Linked DNA regions of Homo sapiens: region 2 is linked to region 1. The links are chromatin loops, found by intact Hi-C in ENCODE. Cell type or tissue: heart right ventricle. All regions are shown on one strand. Links, peaks and the distances in the headings refer to the core of each region. The heading gives the core; the rest is flanking DNA.

Evidence for each region. A loop is a pair of places that touch in the nucleus more often than their neighbours do. Peaks named below come from ENCODE experiments on the same cell type or tissue, not always from the same donor. Only the 100,000 strongest peaks of a DNase experiment are listed, where the experiment ranks them.
Region 2: it touches region 1 in a loop (3-fold over the local background); 19 of 110 quality-filtered maps call a loop at or near these places.

What each region holds. Positions count from the first base shown.
Region 1 is chr4:119,283,416-119,288,803 of GRCh38, reverse strand. The region is part of intron 17 of USP53 (ubiquitin specific peptidase 53); the gene reads right to left. Among named protein-coding and RNA genes, the nearest start is that of ARLN, 15 kb to the left of the region's middle. In heart right ventricle, for the core only: a CTCF peak has its summit at 2,219 (motif pointing right); no DNase peak of the experiment used is centred there; H3K4me3 peaks cover 722 bases; H3K27ac peaks cover 4,109 bases.
Region 2 is chr4:119,092,259-119,097,646 of GRCh38, reverse strand. No RefSeq gene overlaps it. Among named protein-coding and RNA genes, the nearest start is that of MYOZ2, 41 kb to the left of the region's middle. In heart right ventricle, for the core only: no CTCF peak of the experiment used is centred there; no DNase peak of the experiment used is centred there; H3K27ac peaks cover 546 bases.

The DNA of each region.
Region 1 (5,388 bases), core at 247-5,246:
ACCACGCCTGGCTAATTTTTTATATTTTTAGTAGAGACGGGGTTTCTTCATATTGGTCAGGCTGGTCTCGAACTCCAAACCTCAGGTGATCCGCCAGCGTCGGCCTCCCAAAGTGCTGGGATTACAGGTGTCAGCCACCGTGCCCGGCTGCAAACCAGTATTTTTTAAATGACCCTACATGGATGTTACAAAATCATGCATGAGTAAAGTATCCATTCAAAGTGCAAGACAGACTGATGTATTTTAATGTAATGGAGGACGAAAAGTTAAATACTATGGTTTCAGATTTCACACTGCATTAAAGAAACTACTACTTGGTGTAGTGTCAAAGAATAATATCCACAATTTTTAGGAAAAGCTATTAAAATATTCCTATTTCCAACTGTATTATCTGTGTGTAAATGGGCTTTCTTCATACATGAAAACATCACAACAGTCTGATGCAAAAACAAGAATCCAGCCATCTTACATGAAGCCAAGCATTAACTGAGATTTGAAAGCATAAAACAATGCCATTCATCTCACTAAATTTTTGTTTTCAATAGTTAATTTTCATTTAAAAATGTTATTTGTGTTAGCATGTACTGGGTTTATTTCTTTAAATGAATAAATATTTTGAAAGTTTCAGTTTTAGTGCCTAATCTAGCAAATGTTGATAGACATAACCTATATAAGACATAACCTATATAAGACATAACCATAACAAAAGCTCTTTTAGGTCATAAATCCTTTTCTAAGATTATAAAGATATCTGAGGCCCAAAAGTTTGACAACTACTGTTCTAGTTGGTAATAGTTGTCTTTTAAAACATCAGTCACAACTGTTCTGTGAAACAATTCCCCTTTTTACACTTGAGGAAACTTAGGCTCAGTGAAGTTAAGTGACCTAATCTATATTCTATATATCTGGTAAGTAGGAGCATTTAAACCAATCCAGGGTTCACTCCAAAGCTAGTGCTCATGCCACTGCACTATGCCATTAACATACAAAGACATTATACTAAATCTCCTTCTGATGAAACTAGGCCACTAGTGTGAACATCAAATAACATGCTGATGCCCATAGAAGATAGCAAAATATATGGCATTAGCATGAACTGTCAATTAATCGTCTACACTTCTGTAACATTTCTAGTAAGTTTTTCTGCATTCTCCCGTATTTTTAGTTGACATTTTCATCATGTTCATTTATCTCATTTTCCTCTCATTCTCCTGTTTCTACTTTACTGTACACCAAATCTATGAAGACTGCAAAGAAAACAAAGTTATTAAAGCAGTGATTTTATTTTTTAAACAATAAGTGTTCTTTATCTTAGATATTTTTTAGGTATTGCCCTATAGGGGAAAAATAATCTATATTTGATTATGATCAGGCTCTGCAAGTTAAATCTTGGAAGCAATTTCCAAGAAAGAGTCATGTAATATACATGAGAATTTAATACCCTCTATGCCAACATCGCTCCATATAGTAAATAATAAAAACTTAAGATGGTAGAATGAGAGGAACTATAAATCTGGCATTCATTTAAGATTTAACACGTTTACTTCCACTAAATTGCTGTAAGCGCTCTGATTATATACGTGCCTTTAAAAAAAAAAATTTGCCCAGAAGTTAACACAGTATCTAGCATACAAAAGACATTCAAATGAAGGTCTGCAGAATAAACAATTGCCTCAAAAACACAGTTTTACTTCTTTTAAGTCACCTCCACCCTGCCCATCATGTTCCCAACTCAGTGGTGCAAGACAAGTTAAGTATGAATTGAGACAAATCTTATCTTTCCCTCCCACTTAAGTCTATAAGTGCTATACTCATAACACTTTTAAAAAGCAGTAAAATTTATCCCAGAGTCTCTCTAGAAGGAATATATTATTTTTCATGTTTAAGAAAATCACTGTGGGTAAGCCTGACACACTGCCTGAGGCTCGAAAACTTTGCCAATCTTTTCAACAGCTATTTTATGATTAAAAAAAGATGTGACAAGAAATAAGATGTCAAAAAGAACTTCAATAATTTGTCAATGTTCACAGCTTAATTTTTAAGTTGAAATGTAATTTGCTACCCAGTGTGATTTTTAACTTCATATTATTAGCCAATTCATAATTTATTCACCAATTCATAATTTCAAGTTTAATATTCACAAACAAGAAACAAGTAAATATTTAGTTCTTAAGTAATTCTTTACTTTTATAAATTATTCACACAATGGGCAGCAGGAGGCAGCATAGGTTTTATGAGCATGTTTGAAATTTTAATATCACTGTGGCAGGCATTCAACCAAGTGGTTTGACTTCAGAATTCCAACTAACTTAAAAATAGATATGTTATTTTTCTCTTCTGCTGACATAGACATCCATGTGTCTTTGTGAGGAATTTTGGCTCCAGGTTATTCGCAAATCTAAGTCCAATTTTAACGCTTTGACACAGAAAAAAAAAACTCAGTATCAAGGCAAGAAACTTTAATAATGCCCATTTTGATTCTGTATACAAAAAAACCCAAAGCAGAGTATTCAAGAAATCAAAATATATATTTCATCTAAAAAAAAGACCTATGTTTAAAATAGACATATATATATATTTACAAACCCTAAACATTAAACAGCAATAATCAAATCAATGACTGAATTTACAATAAAAATACATTTGAAATAAATTTGAATATTTTAGAAAAATCAGAAAACTTTAACTAGATAAATATTTATGGATAAATTTACTACATACTAAAAGGAGTAGAGAGATACTTTAATATGTAGTAATAATCTATACTATCTGAAACCTAAATTTGGGGATTTTACAAAATAATAAAGCAGGAGTCAATAAATGCTTTTTGCACTTGGATTATAATTTAAAGGAAAAGCAAATATTGCTATTTTGCTACAAAGCAAATTTCAATCCCAGAAGTTTAGTTTTAAAAAAGTACATAGGTAGCCATTTGGTGGTCCTGGGTAGGCCACAGCAAGAGAAGAGATTATGTGTTACCAGTTTGTGAAATTCTTAGAGAAAAAATGTTTAAAATGCATAGAAAAAAAATCGGCTGACAAAAGTACTTCTCTAAATATACTTTCTAATGTATTTATCTTAAATGAACAAACTTGGTAGTTTGCCAAAAACATCTTAGAGAAAACTTATGTATATGTATAAACACTTCTGACAAAATTTTTTATTGACTTAATTCTAGGATGTAACAACATTAAGGACAGTATATTTCACTTAAGAAAGTGGAGGTACAGACTATTTGTACAAGAAGAAATAAGGGACTTAACAGATTTTTAAACCACTGATTAACTTCTTTCACTCTTATTTGTTATGTCCCAGATCATGACTCTCAGCATTAACTAATCCTGACTTCTAGGATCAACTGAGATTAAGCCAAGTATTGCAGACTCTGGAAGCAAATGGCAAAAGTTCTTGAAAGACCTAATAATTCTTTTGTGATCTGTTACATATGATCTATAAATATCCTAACCTACTATGTACTTACCTCAGTAGATAACCGTACCTCATAAAAAAAAGAAAGTCCATTAGGTATAAACACTTCAGCTGTTCTACCTAACACAAATACACACTAATCAGTATCTGCTCTCATCTTTCTCTCCTTCATCACAGAAAAGCTGCCATCCTTTTCATTCAAATTCTGTCTTTACCTTGTTTCCTTCTCACTCTGCCTAAAGGGTCTTACTCCATCAATTACTGTTCTGTTCTATTCTTCATGCCTTTCTCTCCCTCTGTACAACATTAGTTCCTTATCTTCTGCAATATAAATACCAAGCATGTCCACTTGAAAACAAACAAAACAAAACGCAAACTAAGCATTTAGTTTCATTTTCTCCTCTAGGTATGCTATTCACAGCAAACGTTTGGAAAGACAGACAAAAATTCATTTCTTTACTTCTCTTGCTTCCTGCTGTAAAAACATAAAGTCTTAGAGATTTTCATGGTCAAAAGCACATTGCTCTAAGAACTTTGCAATAGGTGTCCTCAGTTAATATGAAAAAGTACATAATGTACTTCAAGGGTTTTTTATTGTGGTAAAATATACATAACAAAATTTATTATTCTAACTATTTTTAAGTGTACAGTTCAGTGGCATTAAGTACATTCACACTGCTGTGCAACCATTAGTCTACTGTAATCTTTTAACTTTTTACTTGGAAATAAATTTTCAAAATTCAGAAAAGTTGAAAGATTTAAAAAGTATAAAACATACTTTTTATAAGAAGAAATCATTTCTTCTGTCTCGAATGTAATTTAAGGCATGTGAAATCCCTCCGCTACAATTCCATTTTAAAAAGGGGGCTAAAACATTCCAAATGGCATTGTGGCAATTTAAACAATGTTCCCAAATATAATGGCTTTAGGCAGTTTAGGGATGGATATTTGCAGCAGAATTCATCATGACATAGGCAGACAAGCCTATATAATATCTCTATTAATGGAAAAAAAGCAGTATATTATATCCTTTCTCCAGATTCAGCTATTATTAACATTTTAATAATAGGGTTTTTTTTTTTCTGGACCATTTGAGATTAAGTTACAAACATGGCCCTTTACTTCTAAATACCTCAATTCTACTTCAATCTTGCGTCTATGTCTAATGTTCCTCAAACACTGCTTTTACTATACCACTAATAAATGCTAAATCAAACTGGCACTTTTTAATCCTTATTCTGCTTAATCTATGGACACTCTTCCCCTGAAAGATCTACACTTCTCTGTTTTTCCTTTGATAACCCCATCTCCAATATTTTCTCATATCTTTCCAGCTCCCCCTTCTCATTCCTTTCTACAGTTGCTCCTTCTCTCTAGCTTTAGCTCACTTCTCTTCCTCAGCAAAGCCAATGTTCCTTACTTTGTCTATTTCTTGCCCTTCGATCTCCAATTTTCCTGAAGGATCCTGTCTGTGTCTGTGGCATTCAATTCCTATATAGGTGGATGGTTATTAAATATATAATATTTCCTGAGTTTTAGACTTATATTCCTAACTGCCTAATAATGCTGTTTACCTAGATGATAAACTCAACAAATTAAAATATAAACTTGGCATCCTTCCACCCCCAAAATCTGTTCCTTCTTCCTATATTCCCCATTTTGCTAAATAGTAAATCTAGTTGTATACATCCCAAATACATCTATCCCTGCTTCCCTTTCTCTCATTTGGTACGTGTCACAAAAGCTAACTAATTATCCTGCCCACATACGCTTATCATCTCTCAAATATTTCTTGACATTGGTACTGCCCCCAACTTTTCTCTCCTAGGCTATTACAATCATCATCTAACTAATTTTTCTCCCACTGTCCCAAATTTATCCTCTATACTACCACCACCACAGTCTTTTCCAAAATGCAAATTACAGTATACCATTTTTCTTATCCTTTGGTGCCTCTCC
Region 2 (5,388 bases), core at 106-5,105, 190 kb after region 1:
AGAACTATATCCTTAGTGATATACAAGGTGAACTACCAATAAACATGCATGTCCTGTGCACATTGCCCCTCTCTAGGTATTTCAAGGAAAACTGCCTGTATTAAACCTTAGTAATAAGCAGAGTTGAGAAAAAAATCCCCTGAGAATGTCTAACCATAAACTAACTTTCATATGTATTTGAAGACAGAATTACCATTACCTGTGGTGGCTTGAAAAATCTTAAGCCAAGAGTTAGTTTCAAGTGATCTTAGGCTGATAATGTAAAGACACGTGACAGAAACAAATGAAAATCCCTTCTATTGGAACCCATCTTTTCCCCAGGTCTTAAAGAGTTTTCATTAACAGAGCCCTCCCAAAATGAGCAGCTCATTGCATATATATATATATATATATATATATATAGATAGATAGATAGATAGATAGATAGATAGATACATACACACACACACACACACACATACATACACACACACATGCACACACACACAATACATGTATGGATTGAATAGTGGATTAGACACAGCTCACAAAAGAATATAGTAGCTCTGAAGATACTATCCAAAATGAAGTTCAATGAATAAAAGAAAAGAAAAGGAAAGAATAAAGGAGAGGTTAAGAGACTTGGAGACTAGTATGAAGAGTCACTAACATAAATCTAATCAGTGTTGCAGAAGACAGAGACAATAGACAGCAGCAGTTTCTAAAAAGATAATGGCTGATCTAATAAAAGACACCAACCTACAAAATCAGGATGCTTGCAGAAGCCCAAACAGGATGAATAAATCTATAGAACAAATCTATACCTAACTATATCATTGTGAAACTGTAGAATACCAAGATAAAAAGAAAATATGAGAAGCAGCTCGTGTACTGAATAATCAGGTGGTAAGCATTTTGAGGCTGTAATAATGGGAGTTATGAGAAAGGGGTAAGAGAAAAAAGAGATTTAATAGGTTTCATATTTACCAACATCCTACTATGTACCAGGAGGCCTTGATATGTACCAGTTAATTCTTTGACAATCCTATGATATGGATGTAAGTATTATAGGTAAGAAACTGAAACTAAAAGACTAATTTTTCACGATCATAAAGCTAGCAGTGGTGAAATTGGGTTTCACATCCGTGTCTATTTGCCACCAGAGCTTGTGCTTTTGTTTTGTTTTGTTTGTTCGTTTTATGTAGAAGGAATAAGAATAATAAGCAAGCAAATGAAATAAAGAAAGAAATTCATTGCAGCATCTTTTTTTTTTTTTTTTTTTTTTTTTGAGACGGAGTCTCGCTCTGTCGCCCAGGCTGGAGTGCAGTGGCGGGATCTCGGCTCACTGCAAGCTCCGCCTCCCGGGTTCACGCCATTCTCCTGCCTCAGCCTCCCAAGTAGCTGGGACGACAGGCGCCCGCCACCACGCCCGGCTAATTTTTTTGTATTTTTAGTAGAGACGGGGTTTCACCGTTTTAGCCGGGATGGTCTCGATCTCCTGACCTCGTGATCCGCCCGCCTCGGCCTCCCAAAGTGCTGGGGTTACAGGCGTGAGCCACCGCGCCCGGCCTCATTGCAGCATCTTTTATAAGGCCCTCGCAGTCACTGGAAAGGAGAGAATTCTGAAGTTAACCATAGCCTGGATAAACTTAACAAAAGCACAGAGGATCCTTAGTATGACAGATTTAGCATTGTAGGTTTGTGACATCTGAGGTTAGCCGCAAAGGCAATGACATATATTAGTTTATAGTGAGGATAGTTAATAGTAAAGCGTATGCTTTTCCTTCATCTGTTAATTCAACAAATGTATACTAAAATTCCAGTTGGGTTAAGAACTACATGCCTCCTTTCATAGACAGTCTACTAGGGGAAATGGATTAGCAAATAAGAAATTACAAGATGTTGAATGTTAGGTAGAAGCAAGTAGGGGTACTGTGGAAAACATGTAGAAAGCAGACAGTTTTGTTCGGGGTGGGAGGTGGGAAGGCACGTTCAGAGAAGGCTGGAAGCCTGAAGGACAGTGGTGAAAATTAAATGCTCTTGGCACAGCTTTGTGTTGCAAGGCTGCTTTGAAGAGATAAGATGGAAGAAAATGGAACATGTTACCCAGCATCTTTATTTCAACCAGGGCATAGCTTGCTCGCCACTAGTGTTCAGGTAACATTTGGTGGGAAGAGGACTGGCCTCACTGGAGACTAATTACACGAAATGCCAAGAGTGTCTTAGTGAAGGATGGATCCTAAGGGAACAGGTAGACAAGGTTTTCCCAGTTTTAAAGCTTTGAGGATGATGGGCTGGTGGGTTTTTTGAATATGGGGAAGCATCTGTTACTTGTCTACTTGAAATTTTTTTTGGTGTTTGTAACCCCCACTGCCTTCTAAGGAGGCTGGCCTTTGGGAACAGGAGGAGAGGAGCAATGAAGCAGGGCACCCTTGAAGGGAAAGAGGGAGACCACTGGTAGTAACGTGGCAGGAAAGAGGAGTCTGGAGAAGAGAAATGGTGAAACGTCCAACAGGAATTTTCAAGTGGTCATCTGTGGGATATGGGTTGTTAACTGTCTTGTCTTTTGTTTCCATAAAATCTTATGTAAATCGACATTTCTTGGTAATATCTTTTTGTGAAGTGGATTAATTATTTTGAGGGAAAAGCAGATGTTGGGAAGCTCAAAGAGAAGGATGAGAGGACAGGAAAAATCTGGATCACCCTCGACCACGACCTGCTGGGTCTCCAGTAGCCCCCAAGGATCTCTTAAGTCACCAAGGATATTTTTACAAATCTGGGGAGAAGATGGTAAAGTTAAAATGGCCCTTGAGTTAAAACTGAAAAGGGTTTTTTCTCTAAAATCTCAATAGGACATCAGGATAGAACTGCTTAACCTAGATGCCAAATTAAGACACACAATGGGGAGAGAATCATTCTTCCCTCTTTGGCCAAACGCTAGGCATGCATTGTGGAGCAAACTCACCATTGTCCCTTGCATAGCAAGCCGTAGCACAAGTTCTGGCAGAAGAGTTGTGCCTCTAACCTGAGTATGTCAGGACATCTACTTTGGGCATTTGGATTTGCCATTTTTAGCTTGGTTTTAAAAAACAAGAAAATATCAGTACAGAGAGGTTAAGAAAGTTGCTCAGGGTCACTAAGGAAGGAAGTGACACAACTGAGATTTGAACCCAGGCTGCCTAACTGCAGAGTCAGGCTCTTCACCACCATCTTAGATTGTGACTAAGAGGGTAGCTTCTAGAATCAGACACCTGGGCTGATCTCAGGCTCCACCATTACAGTTAATAGACTGCAAGCTCCACTGAAGTATTCTACTGGGCAAGGCGAGGAGAATTTCTGCTTCATTCATCACCGTACACTCAGCAGCTGTTACCTGGTAGGTATTCAGTGAACATTTGTAGAATAAGTAAAATCAGATGTATCACCACATACATAGGATGTCCTCACTAATCTGGACTAGAATTCTCAACTCTGTACATGTCAGTAGAATGTACAAGCCAGAGCAGGGGTATTTAAAATTGTTTTGCTTTAGAAGATGAAACCGAATGATCACTAATAGACTCACGGAGATTAAAGAATCATGACACACCACCTTTATAGATGAGCAAACAGACTCATAGTGATAAGGGACTCTCCTAAGGTCACAGCATCAGTAAGGGCCAGAAAGGTGTTAGTGTAGAGAGAGAGAGAAAGTTGGAAGTTCAGTTCCAATCGGCTTTTTTAAAATGTCAAAATCACAAAACCCAGAAAAACAATTATCCTAATTTCAGCATATATGTATGGGAATATGGTGGCTCCATAGTCTTTTCTTTGCTTGAAGCCCTGAAAATCTGAATTCTGCCCTGGCCAGAACCAGGAACTGGACTCAGCCCCGCCTCTGACTGCCTGTTGTCTTCCTCCCTTTTTGCCACATAGAGCTATTGGACCAGAGCCTGACATACTGAGGAAATGCTGAGGAAGGGGTGGGGTAGGGAGAAGGAATGTGGATGACCGGATCCCAGCCCATTATTTCTTTTTTGATGCTCAGGGAGGCCACAGGTGACATAAGGAAGAATTGGACTCATTAATCATATTCACTGCCTTTGTCACATGTCCTTCCTCCCTTTTTCTCTTGCTTCTAACTTCCCTCTTCCTCCCACTTCTGACTGCTACAGACATTTTACCCTGGAATTTCAATCATGTTGCAGGATCACTGTGACCCTGATGACGTAGAGTAAGCCAATGCAATGCATTTTCTGTTGGTAGCTCAGAATCATGATATTCTGCTACCATGAAGTATTTGTCATCTTTATTTTCCTTCCTTCCTTGATAATTTACTTCTCTTTTTAGGGGATGTGAAGGACAGCGGAGAGACAGAGAACACTTGTATTTTACTTTAGGGGACCACTGAGGGAGTAGTGTTGACCCACCCCCACTCAACACTCAGTCCAGCCAGGCCAGCCCAGGAGGAAGTCATGTAGCCACGAATCTGCCCTGAATCACTGTTGACTTTTCCTTAGCTTTGTTTACAAAATTCATGACCACAGATAAATGGTACAACTCCTGGAATCAGGTTTTGTAGGGCTTGAAATGCATACAATTTGGGGGCCCAAAGAAAAATGTATATATATATAAATATAATTTTGTATTTGAAAATATTAAATAAGCACAGGACTTTAGGAGGTCTATAAATCAGATCCCTTAAACTACGTCAAACTGGCCGGGCGCGGTGGCTCACGCCTGTAATCCCAGCACTTTGGGAGGCCGAGGCGGGTGGATCATGAGGTCAGGAGATCGAGACCATCCTGGCTAACAAGGTGAAACCCCGTCTCTACTAAAAATACAAAAAATTAGCCGGGCGCGGTGGCGGGCGCCTGTAGTCCCAGCTACTCGGGAGGCTGAGGCAGGAGAATGGCGTGAACCCGGGAGGCGGAGCTTGCAGTGAGCCGAGATTGCGCCACTGCAGTCCGCAGTCCAGCCTGGGCGACAGAGCGAGACTCCGTCTCAAAAAAAAAAAAACAAAAAAAAAACTACGTCAAACTGGCTTAAACTATGTCAATTTCAGGGTAAATCCATATCATCTGTGACATCTGTGACACAGAGTGGGCTTGGGAGTGCTTTTGACTTTTGGACTGCAAGTTTTTATTTTGTGACTATAAGTAAGCTATGAGGGCAGAGATGACCCTTTCCACTTTTCCAACATTTAGCCACAGGCACTCATGGTCCATAATTCACGGTCCATGAATTATGTTTGTGTCTATCAAAGAATCAGATAAGCAAGCATTGTGCTAGACTTGTGGGCTTACTATACTAAAAGGGCTATGAAAAATAGCCTGTATTGGAAGCAGTAGGGACATAAAGGGAAAAAAAGTCAGTTCTATTTGGGGCAGAGGAAGGGTGATGAGTAAAAAAGAACTTCAAAGACAAGTT